Linked DNA regions of Mus musculus: region 2 is linked to region 1. Evidence: chromatin contacts called from ENCODE Hi-C or POLR2A ChIA-PET data. All regions are on one chromosome and are shown on one strand. Each heading gives the region's core, a stretch centred on a gene start or an enhancer-like site at or near the end of the contact. The rest is flanking DNA. Distances are from core to core; before and after follow the strand shown. Region 1 overlaps C77080 (expressed sequence C77080). Region 2 overlaps Gm12976 (a long non-coding RNA gene).

Region 1 (5,701 bases), core at 2,108-4,607:
CAGGATGGAGATGGACTGAAACTGTGGAGCTTTCTTCAGAATGTGAGATACTCCATAAAGCATCTCAAGCAAATCCCTAACCGCCACTGTCAAGTTCAAATAAAGTGTCTGAAAAGGCTTTCTGCACGGAGTCTCGTGAGCTGCATCATCTCAGGAGACAGTGTGAGTGCAGGGCAGCTGCTACGCTTACCTAACCTGGGATCACTGACTTTAGCCACACATTGGGATGAGACAGGCAGGGACAAGTAACGGACATCCCGAGTGTCCCCTTGGCTTGTGTCAGTAGGCAGGACACCATCTCACGTGGGCCAGAGCACTGGCCTGCCTACCACAGCCAGGTCCTTCTGTGGTTCATTAGCATTAGGTTCACGCTAGCATGAGGTGTGCATTCCTCAAACCTTGTTACCACGTATTACCAGTATCACCTGCTGCCGATGTCTGGAAAACAGCAGTCACAGCCAAGTTTCAATCATTTAATTAATACCTTTTAATGAAACACAGCTTTGTCATGTGTCTCACTCAAGCTTCAGAGGAGGAGGCATAGGGAAAGGATTGTTTATAGAGACATATCAAAGACTCAAAGTAAGGAAATATAGATATATATTTCTCTCTTCTAATATTTTTATGCAAATTAAAAATCAGAGGCTTTTGGTCTCTCCATTTGCACAAGGTCAAGCTCATTTACCCCAGAGGACAGAGATGTCTCTTGTAGACTCTCCTTCCTTCTTTGTACTGTGGCCCACCCGGTGGGGAAACACAGAGAAGAACCCAAGCCAGGGCAAGAGCTCCAGCGACCCTGGCGACCCTGCATCCTGCATCGTGGGGCAGAACAGTGCTTACTTTGATTGTCCTCCCTCCCAGCAGCAGCTCCCCATCACACACGGACCAGGGAAAGACAGAGAACACAAGCAGCCCGAACAGGAGGGCTTAGGGGGCCTGGACTCCACCCCATCTCCCCAGCTCTTGACAGCAAGGTCAGTAATGGGGTAGCGTGCTGCTCCCGTCTTGGTAGTGGAGAAGCTACTGGCAGGCTCTCTTGCCAGGCTGGAGCCCCCGTTGAAAAGACTCAAAGGGTGGCCCTGAAGGAGGCACAGCCATGGAGCCTACAGGAACTCCGGCTCACCTCGAGGTGGTACAAGTCATGAGATTCTAGGAAGAGAAAGCAGAGGCTGCTCTCTGGGGATAGCCACCGGCCTGCTGGAAAGATCACAGCTTATCCCCTCTTCTAGAGAAGAGCCTGGGGTAGTAACATAAGCCTTTGGCTCCCCATCCTGGCCACAAACCCTCAGCTCCCTCCACCTGGCAGAAAGGCAGCTGCAGAAAGGACATGCACCGGAGAGTGGAGACAGGTCAGAGAAAGATTCTGAGGAATAGGCCTGGGCCCACTGCCCAGGAAGTCCCTGCCAGACCCTCCCCACACCTTGGCAGGATTTCCTGCCAAGCCGAAATGGACACATCCCATGAGCTCCTGGCTCTGAGGCTGTGCCCATCCACCCAAGCACAATCAAGTGTCACAGGACAGGTACCCAACATGCCAACATCCCAGATGGCTCCCTAGTCTGGTTTTTGGTTTCTTAGTGTAGTGCCCACAGGCCTCCTCTGGCTTCTCTCTCCTCACCATGAGTCCCCTAGAAGGAGCACCTGACAGAACTGGAAGGCAGGAGAGTGGTTGGTGGTGAGTTGAGGCACAGGAAGGCTAGCCTCGACTGCACCTTTTGTGCTTTGGAATTCCACAGCCCCACTCCTGCCAGCAGCCTGGGGAGCCTGTGGGCATGAGAGACTTGCCCATCTCCGAGAACTAAGGAAAGGAGTGGACTGGACTGGCAGAGTGGACAGACTGGTCCCAGCTGGGGGCTGGCTACCAAGCACTGGCGCTACCACCGTGTAAACAGGCTCTTGGAATGTGGGTTCGTGAGCCCTGGAGGATGGACATGCAGCCACTTTGCAAAGTGCTTTGATTCTAGATTGCAATAAACATGATTCCAGACATGAAACAAAATAAACGCGTATTCTGCTCCCCTCCCACCGCTGTGGCCTTGGGGGCCGGGGTGGGGCACAGCCACCCCCTCCCTCCAGCTACCTTCTTCAAGTGGAGGCTAAGGCCGAGGCTGAAGGGCTGCTGGAGGTGAATCCTTTCAGGCAAAGGCATGAGGGGAGGGGTCACTTGGAGGATGGGCAACACCAGGCTTGCATAAACATGGAGGCTGTGGAGATTAAGGCCGCAGGCATCCTGTCTTAGGTTGTGTCTGCCAAATCCTCTGTTCCTTGGAGCTGCTCGGGTCCCTGAGAGACTGTATCCCTGGGATGGGTCAGCAGGGCCAGTTGAGTGATGACGGTCAGACCAGTTTCTTCTGTGGATCTGTGAGAAAAGGACATTGGTTCAGCAGGCCTTCCAGCTGGGGTCTGACAAAACCCCCAAAACGCTCCTCACCCAACCTTCCTATATCCCGTCCCTTCACTGACACTAGGCTAGACACTTATAGACAGCCGGTATCGTGGGTGTCTCCGCCCCATTTTAAACCTAAGTGAGATAGGAGATAATGTGACAAAACTGAAATTTATTCCGGGCGGCTGCCAGAGCACATGACCCGACTATCCCTCCAGGCTCAGACTGCTATCAGTTTTTGTAGATCCAAGAGCATGCCCACCTATGGTGGGCCCTCTGAGAACGGATTTTGCACCAGTGCCTACAGTACCTGAACCAGGGGAGCCCATCTTCTCTGTAGCAGCCAGCTGCACACCTCCATTCTCCGCCAGCTCCCCGTTAGTCCTGTCCTCAGCGTGAGGGAGCCCATTGGTGGATGGAGCAGTAAGAGACTCCGTCCTGGGAAGACTGGGGGACGGAGGAGGGACTCCCACTGAGGGTTTGCGGGCCACTGGTGGGGGAGCCTTGGAAGGCTTCTTCTGGGCCTGGGGAGGTGGCCGATGCTCTGAAATGCTCCGAAGTTCAGCCACCAGATTCCGCTGGAGGTCAGCCTGGGCCTCGGGGGACACGGGCCTCTCCAGCTGCAGTTTTTTGGTGCCCTTGGAGAAGATGAAGCTGGCCTTGGAGGCAGGAGACTGTGGCGACCGTGGCTCTGCCTCGGGTATTCCAGTGGGCAGAGCACTCGCAGGACTCTCACTGGCAGCCAGGCTAGAGGCCTTGAGTCGGACGGCAGCATGGAGCCCAGAGGAGGGAGCAGTCACTGGGCTGGCGCGCCCAGACAGGGCTCTTCGCAGAGGCTTCTGAGGGGCCGATGAACCCGGAGAAGGGTTCGGAATCCCTGTGGAAGCACCCACAGAGCGAAGCCGGACCATCTGCAGGAGCGAGGGTGTGACCAGAGGCGTGCCCGAATCCTCCCTGGGAGCCCCGCTGTGCTTGCCCACTGAGTCCTTCTGTGGGAGCCTGGCCAGAGGTTCTGATCCAGAACTAGGAGGTGGAGCTGGCGGAGGAGTCTGGGACAAGCTAGCAGCTGGGGGGACGGCAGCCTCAGAGCTGCAGGACTCCAGAGGGCCAAGCTCAGGGCCTGCATTGAAGAAGACCTCCTCAGGAGGGGGGAAGTCAGCCATCGACAGGTCCTGTTCCTCAGGTGCAGGTGGTGGTGGCGGCGGCCAGCTGGGATCTGGAAGGATCTCCACAGCAGCTTCCGGAGGAGGTGGGGCCTCCTCCAGCACCTCCGGCTTCTTAGTAGGTGGTGGGGGTGGATGGTAAGATGGGGGTGGGGATGGTGGGGGTGACTCATCTTTGGAGGCAACAGGAGACTCCTGGGCTGGAGTCAAGGTTGTCTGGGGCATGGAAGGGGATGCAGGACTGGTGTCGATGGTGGACACCTGCCCAGGAGCCACAGCAGGGGCAGCCAGAACAGGAGCAGCTTGGTTCGAGCTCTTGGACTTGGAAGGTGGTGGAGAGAAAGGAGCAGGCACCTTGGGATGAGGAGGTATGACGAACCTGTCACTCAAGGGGGTAGACATTTGTGGGCCAGAGCGGTCTAAAGGAGTAGGGTCTGAAGAAGAGGAACACAGAGATGTAAGGGAAGAGGATACAGAGGCCCCAGGAGATCGAAGGGATGTCACTCGATCTGGTTTGGGGGGCTGAGCCTTGCCTGGGGAAGCAGGGGCAACTGCCAGACCCTTGGGAGGGAGAGTTGGGGTACCGCTCTGGCTCGAGTAGCCACTTGAAGGTGAAAGTGTCCGTTCTGGGGAACGTGGGGGACGCCTGGAGCCACCTGGGGACAAGCCAGAGCCCCAGGTGCCTGCTGAGCTGGGTGGACAAGATACTGCCCCCACCCCTGAAGAGCCACCCGCAGTGGGCGGCCGAGGCAGCTGTGGCTGCTGCTTTCGCTCAGGTTTGGGCGGCAACCCTAAGGGCCCATCAGGCACTGCGGAGCCGCGCTGATGGAGGGAGTAGGTCCGGCGGGGAGGCGGGGGAGGCCGTTTCATCTTACGCAGGGACACACTCCTGCCAGACAGCTGCCCACTGCTTCGGATGCTGGCCGTGTCTGAGGTCTCCGCAGTGCTACCCCCGCTGGGGGAGCCCCGCCCACTACCGCCTGGAGGAGGGGGCGCCACATTATTGCTAGCTACAGAGCCTTCTGGCTGGCCCTCAGAGCCCCCCTTAGAGGAAAGAGTGGAACCATCAGACACAATGGTCTCGGAGGACTGAGAGTGGCTCCAGTTGTCACTGGACGAGGAAGCGTTGCGGCTGCGGGGCCGTGGACTGGAAGCCGAGGAGAAGCGGCCCAGGGAGCGAACCGAAGCTGGGCTGGCAGAGAGCAGGCTGCAACGGCTCAGAGTGCGCAGGCTGCTGCGGCCCAGGGCCACCACATCCACGGTGGGCGGCAGCACGGCGTGCGGGATCAGCTTCGACAAGTAGGTGGCCTGGGGTGAGATTGACATGGCTGGGCTCAGTGGCTCTGGAGATCCTGCTCCTCCTGTCAGTCCAGGCACTGCGAGAGACATTGGCCTCGTCAGTGGCGGTGGCCGGGCTCCCGTGGATCGGCCAACAAGCGTGTCATCGTGGTAAACACGGTCGATGTGGCGCTGGATGACAGCCTCTGCATCTGTGCCGGCCTCTGTTTCTGCTTCCAGAGCCTGCAGGGACACTCGGACCCCTGTCCCTAAGGCCAGACCGGGGCGACCATCCACCGTGGGGATGCGGACAGCGTCCCGTGAACCAGGAGGCTGTGGAGTGCCCGGTGCCTCACGGTTGTTCCGCAGGCCTGAAACAGACATGGGGTCAGCGGAGGGGCTTGGCCAGGCTCCCGGGCATCCACCACCACTGCTCACCGACCAAGGCTCACCGAGCTCCTTCTGCACGTGCTGAGGCAGCCCCAGCACCGTGCTCCTTCGCTCCCTCCGTCGCCTTCCTGACTTCCCAGATTTGGGAAATGAGTCATGGGGTCTGAAGGTGGAGCCTAAGGAGTCAGTCCAGAGGGGGAAAACCCGTTAGAGCAGAAGGCCTCTGAGCACTCTAGAGACATGGCTCAGTACTAATAAAGTACTCGTGCGTGCTTTCTTTAAGACTCCTGAAAAATCCCCTCACTGATTCAACAATGACCTTTCCATTAAGCAAGCGATTCTTACTACTTAGTGAGCAAATTGTATCACCATGTTAAACGGTTGATACTCATTCCAATGATGTAAATATTTGTAATCTCCTGACTTTCTTGGAGCAAGGGGTTAGACATGCCTTCCCTAGGCCCTCTGAGGCTGTCCCTAGCCA
Region 2 (5,701 bases), core at 1,707-4,206, 34 kb after region 1:
TCAGGCCTGCTGACCCACCTTGCCTAGCCCCTATTATTTTTGGAGACATAGTCTCATTGTGTAGCTCAGGTTATCCTCAAACTTGTGGTCCCCCTGCCTCCACAATCAGCCTACTCCCACATTTCTGATGGATAAAATCGGTTAAAAAATACTCTATATGAATCAATTTTATTTAGTAAATCAAAATGCTAGGGGTAGGGAGTTCGTTCTGGGAGTAAGGAGCCTCCTGTACAAGGATGCAGATCTGAGCCTGGATTCCCCAGAACCCACGTGAAGCCAGATACAGTGTAGAGAGTCTGGAAGCTACAAGAGAAAGGGCAATAGAGACAGGGGAATCCACAGAAGATCTTGAGCCAGACAGCCTTGGCAAAGATGCATTGGTGGAGAAGAGACCCTGCCTCAGACAAGGTAAAGGGCAAGGATGACACTTGAGGCTGTGCTTTGGCCTCCACAGAGGTGCCAGGGTACATATGTGCCTGCGCAACACACACACACACACACACACACACTTTAAAAAACCTAGACTTTCTAGCCTTGTCTGGGTGTAGTAACACATGCTTGTATCCTATCCTCAGGCCTTGAGAACAAAGGCAGGCAGCTCAGGAACCCAAGGCCAGCTGAATCAGAACCACCCTGTCGGGAAAGAGGAGAGACCACCTTATAATATCAGCTGGCCATACTGTGAGTCAGCAGGGGCAGCAATGGCATTTTAATGTCCTAAAGATCCCACACTCTATGAGTTATAGGTGGTAGTTACGGTTTTAAATGAGTGTCAGTATTTAATTTATCTCCGCAACAGTTTGTGTTAGCCAGTAATTAGGAAATGCTGAGTCTCCGAGACAAGCAGGAACAGTAGAAATGTCAGCTTTATTCTGGGTTCTGCCCAGAATCTTGTCATCTGACCAGCCAAGTTTAAAGCTGGGTGTGGTAACATAGGACTTGAATCTCTGTGAGTTCGGGGCCAGCCTGGTCTACAGAGCTAGTTCCAGGACAACCAGAACTACACAAAGAAACACTTTCTCAAAAAGAGAAAAGAGAGAGAGAGAGAGAGAGAGAGAGAGAGAGAGACCTGTTCTGAGGCTAAAAAGGCATGAGCCACCACACTCTGCAACTTGCTTTTTCAGAAGACCTTAATTTGATTCCCAGCATCCACATGGTGACTCATAACCATCTGTAACTCCAGTTCCAAGGAGCCAAACACTCTCTTCTGACCCTGACAGGGACCACAAAGCACACATTCCTTCACATACATAAAATATCTTTTTTTTTTTTTTGTACTGTTAAGAATATGCACCGGGCGTGGTGGCCCACACCTTTAATCCCAGCACTTGGGAGGCAGAGGCAGGCAGATTTTAGAGTTCGAGGTCAGCTTGGTCTACAGAGTGAGTTCCAGGACAGCCAGGGCTATACAGAGAAACCCTGTCTCGGAAAAAAAAAAAAAAAGAATATGCATCGTCCTCACAGGGACCAGAGCCAAACTGGATGCTTCACAACTGCCTGGAACTCTAGCTTCAGAAGGCTCCGATGCCCCTTCTGACCTCTGAGGTCACTGGCCTTAGTGCTCACATGCCACACACACACACAATTAAAGATAAAACATTTTATAAAATTTATCTTGAGCCTGTGACATGGGTGTTCTGCTGCTTGCACGTGTGTAACGCACCACATTCGTGCTCAGGAAAGTTGAAAGAAATGTTGGATGTTGTAGCTGTTCAGGGCATAGGCATAGGCAAGGGGATATCCTGGAGCTACAGTTACAGATGGCTGCAATTTACCGTGTGAATGCTAGGAACTGAACCTGGGTCTTCTGCAAGAGCAACAAGTGCTCTTAACTACTAAGCCATTTGTCCAGCCCCTAAAATTAAAAGATGTTTGTAAAGGAAGGAAGGAAGGGGATGGAGAGATGGCTCAGCAGTTGGGAGCACTGGCCGCTCTTCCATAGGTCCTAAGTTTGGTTCCCAGTGGCTGCATGGTGACTCACAACCATCTGTAATGGGTATCCTATGCCGTCTTCTGCTGTGTTAGGGGACAGTGACAGTGTACCCACATATATGAAATAAATATGGCCGGAGCAGGGCCAGAGCAAGTGGGGCCTGAAATAATAAAAAAAGTTTTTTAAAAAGGAAGTAAAACAGAAAGAAAAGGAAAAAAGAAAGGCGGGCTGGAGAGCGAGGTATTTTTTCTTTTCTTTTTTTTTTAAGATTTATTCGTTCATTTAATGTATATGAGTACACTGTAGCTGTCTTCAGACACACCAGAAGAAGACATTGGATCCCATTCTATAGATGGTTGTGAGCTATCATGTGGTTGCTGGGAATTGAACTCAGGACCTTTGGAAGAACAGTCGGTGCTCTTACCCACTGAGCCATCTCGCCAGCCCCCTTGATTTTATTTTATTTCTTCATATTTAGTGTTGAGGTGGAGGAGCACAGAGTGGAATGATAGATGACAACTTCGGGGAGTCAGTTGGTTCCCTCCTTCCTCTGTGGCTTCTTGTTTTGGAGCTCTGGCTCTCGGGCTTCAGAGCAAGCACCTTTACCTGCCAAGTCAATTTGGTGTCCTCCAAACAAACTGAGTGTGCACGTGTGTGTGTGTGTGTGTGTGTGTGTGTGTGTGTGTGTGTGTGGTCTCAAATGGTTGAATGAAACCAAGTGTCACAAAAGGAGCTTGTTGCCAACCTTGTTTTCAACACACACACACTCACACACTTACACACACACACACACACACACATCCAAATTGCTAATTGCTCGTGTCCTTAGCGTGGAGCTTGCCTTGTCTGGACATTTTTCCCTGCTGGAAGTGTCTGGATATGTCGGTGTGAGGGTGCAGCTCATGTACAGAAGCCTTCTCAACTCATCCTCCACTCACCCCCATCCCAGAGCTGGGCCCAACTAGGGCCCCATGAAACCACCAAACTGCCCAAGTTGGAAGGCAGAGGCGTGTTGCCATGGAGATAGGCTTTGTTTCCCCCAACTGTCTGACACTATCTGAGAAGCACACGAAGCTCAGGCAGATGGATGATGACCCGGCCTGGGAGAGCAGGGATTTCCTGAACTGCGGAGCAGACCGGCTTGGCTCTGCTCTCTGCTCTCCATGGACAGGGGTCAGCACTTTCGGACACAGGGCTGTGAGCAGCTGTCAGCTGGAAATGCTTCCTGTAGGGAGTGTGGGAGGAGCCCCTCTCTAGGTGTTTGCTGACACCACTCCACTGCTGGCCCTGTGCCCAAGGGCAAGGCTAGGAGGGCAACACCTCCACATGGCTTTCTCTAAGCTGGGCTATTGGGAGCAAAGATTCCTGCCCATCACCACAGGGAGAGAGATCAAGGAGGATACTCAGAGACCTCCTCAGCCTTCCATCTACAGTGAGACTTAGACAAACACAGTGGGAGATAAACACTGTGGGACACACCCACATACAAAGTGATTCAGACTGGCACATCCAGACACATGATATGCTAAGACAGACATCTAAACATGTGTAAACACAACAGAAACATTCTGAAACACTCGGATGCACACACACACACACACACACACACACACACACACACACACATTGCCAGCACACCCACTCCATCTACTGACACAGGCACTCCCAGATGACATAATCGCACACATCACATCCCCAGATGTATAGATATTCATTGATAAATCTTGAATACATACATTCACATGTTCAGTAGCCCATAAACATCACACAGAGACATTCATGGGCTGATTATACAAACACAGACACAAAGATGCAAACAGTTAACAAGTGAAAACTCAGGTCCAGGAAGGGAAGGAAAGGGCTAATCCTTAGTGAGCGAGCGCCAGTTTTTCAGCAGACAGCATGAAAGGATGTTTATCTGTCAGATCTTTTTAAAACTCTTCCAGCAAGCTGTGTGGTTGGTAGTCTCATCCCTATTTTATACAACTATGATTGTGTAAAACATCCAGACTTGGGCTACAGAGTAGAGAGCTTGCCTAGTGTAACGAAGAACAGAAAAAGGGAGGTGAAAGGAAGAGAGTGAGGGAGAAAAGGAAGGAAGGCAGAAGAAATGCCGAAGGGCTAAGAAGCTGACTTGAGGTAAAGCACTTGCTGCACAAGAGTGAAGACGTGAGTTCAAATCCCCAGCTCCCGTGTAAGAAAGCCAGGGAGCTGAAGAGATGGCTCAGCAGTTCAAAAATCTGACTGTTCTTCCAGAGGACCTGGGTTCAATTCCTAGCACACACATGGTAGGTTAAATTGTAACTCCGGTTCCAGGGGATCTGACACCCTCACACAGATGCACATGCAGGCAAAATACCAATGCACATAAAATAAAAATAAATCATTAAAAAGTTTTTGGTTGGAATGGAGAGATGGCTCAGAGGTTAAGAGCACTGACTAAAGCCGGGCATGGTGGCACCCGCCTTTAATCTAAGCACTCGGGAGGCAGATTTCTGAGTTCAAGGCCAGCCTGGTCTACAAAGTGAGTTCCAGGACAGCTAGGGTTATACAAAAAAACCCTGTCTGGAAAAACAAAATAAATAAATAAACAAACAAACAAGAGCATTGACTGTTCTTCCAAAGGTCCTGAGTTCAAATCTCAGCAACTACATGGTGGCCCACAACCATCCGTAATGAGATCAGATTCCCTTTTCTGGTGTGTCTGAAGCTACAGTGTACTTACATAAAATAAATAAACATATTTTTAATTTAATTTTATTTATTATTATTATTATTATTATTATTATTTTGGTTTTTTTGAGACAGGGTTTCTCTGAATAGCCCTGGCTGTCCTGGAACTTACTCTATAGGCCAGACTGGCCTCGAACTCAGAAATTTGCCTGCCTCTGCCTCCCAAGTGCTAGGATTAAAAGCATGTGCCACCACTGCCTGGCAATAAATCTTTAAAAAAATAAAAATAAACAAACAAAAACAAAAAGTTTTTGATTTTGTTTTAAAGTCAAGGCCCAGAGGTGTTCCTGTAATCCTAGTGTTAGGGATAAGAGGTAGGTGGTGGGACTCTCTAGCCAGCCAATTCATCTACTCTGTGACCAGTTTGTCCTGTAGGTTCAGTGATAGATCATATATGTGTCCAAAAACACAGTGGAGAGGAGAGCAATTGAAGAAGACACCAACATTGGCCTCTGGCCTCAACATGCATAGGCACATGTACCATACCTGAACACACGTGCCTACAACACACACACACACACTGCAGAATTAAAGATGGCTAACTTTAGAAATGCTTCTTTGATACAGTTGCCCACTGCAGCCTGTCCACTATTAGTGTTACCAGGCAGTTTCTATTCACAGCCTTCCCCTGTACACCCTCCTTACCACGTAAAGATACATGCAAATCTGAACGTATTGCACAAAACTTGACTCAGAGAGGATGAGAAACTTGACCAAGGTTAGTTAGTGAGTAGTAGAATCAGGGTTTGGATTTATCTGGATCTGGTTCACTTCAAAATGCTGTTTCTGCTGCCTCAGCCAGCAGCCAGCCACAGAGATACAAATGCACAGAGGGGAGGGGATGCAGGCCTGCAGGGCCATGGGGAGGGAGGGGCAAAATCTCTGAGCTGGAAAGGAAGCTCCCTACAGCCTCCCAGTCTGCAGGATCCCTCTGAGGCCTGGAGCCCTGGATCTGATCCCTCGGGAGGGTTCTTTTGGCCAGTGCCATTGTCCCTTCCTGTCCATTCCTATTAAGCAGTGACGCATCCCCCGGAA

What was found. Hi-C counts contacts between places; a loop is a spot of excess contacts on that map. ChIA-PET counts read pairs that join two places held with the same protein, here RNA polymerase II (POLR2A).
Region 2: a map of CH12.LX shows a loop between it and region 1 (2.1-fold over the local background). The contact joins two enhancer-like sites. A Hi-C loop is called at or near these places in 7 of 37 maps with a recorded cell type or tissue (CH12.LX, gastrocnemius, heart and 2 more). POLR2A ChIA-PET finds 5 or more read pairs at or near these places in 4 of 5 experiments (Patski and embryonic stem cell).

The regions. Positions count from the first base shown.
Region 1 is chr4:129,219,119-129,224,819 of GRCm38, forward strand. C77080 (expressed sequence C77080) reads right to left here. Exons shown (of 7, transcript NM_001033189.3): 5 at 5,280-5,393; 6 at 2,697-5,198; 7 at 460-2,359. The coding sequence ends at 2,337. It overlaps Yars (tyrosyl-tRNA synthetase), which reads left to right. Exons shown (of 13, transcript NM_134151.5): 13 at 1-122. Among named protein-coding and RNA genes, the nearest start is that of Gm12976, 17 kb to the right of the region's middle. Within about 2 kb of position 3,358, at least 1 of the 3 ENCODE cell types and tissues checked has a DNase peak (open chromatin) inside an H3K27ac peak, as active enhancers do; it is heart, where a contact is called at or near this core.
Region 2 is chr4:129,253,620-129,259,320 of GRCm38, forward strand. All of the region lies in intron 1 of Gm12976 (a long non-coding RNA gene), which reads left to right. It also overlaps a transcript of C77080 not described here. Among named protein-coding and RNA genes, the nearest start is that of C77080, 8.0 kb to the left of the region's middle. Within about 2 kb of position 2,957, at least 1 of the 3 ENCODE cell types and tissues checked has a DNase peak (open chromatin) inside an H3K27ac peak, as active enhancers do; it is heart, where a contact is called at or near this core.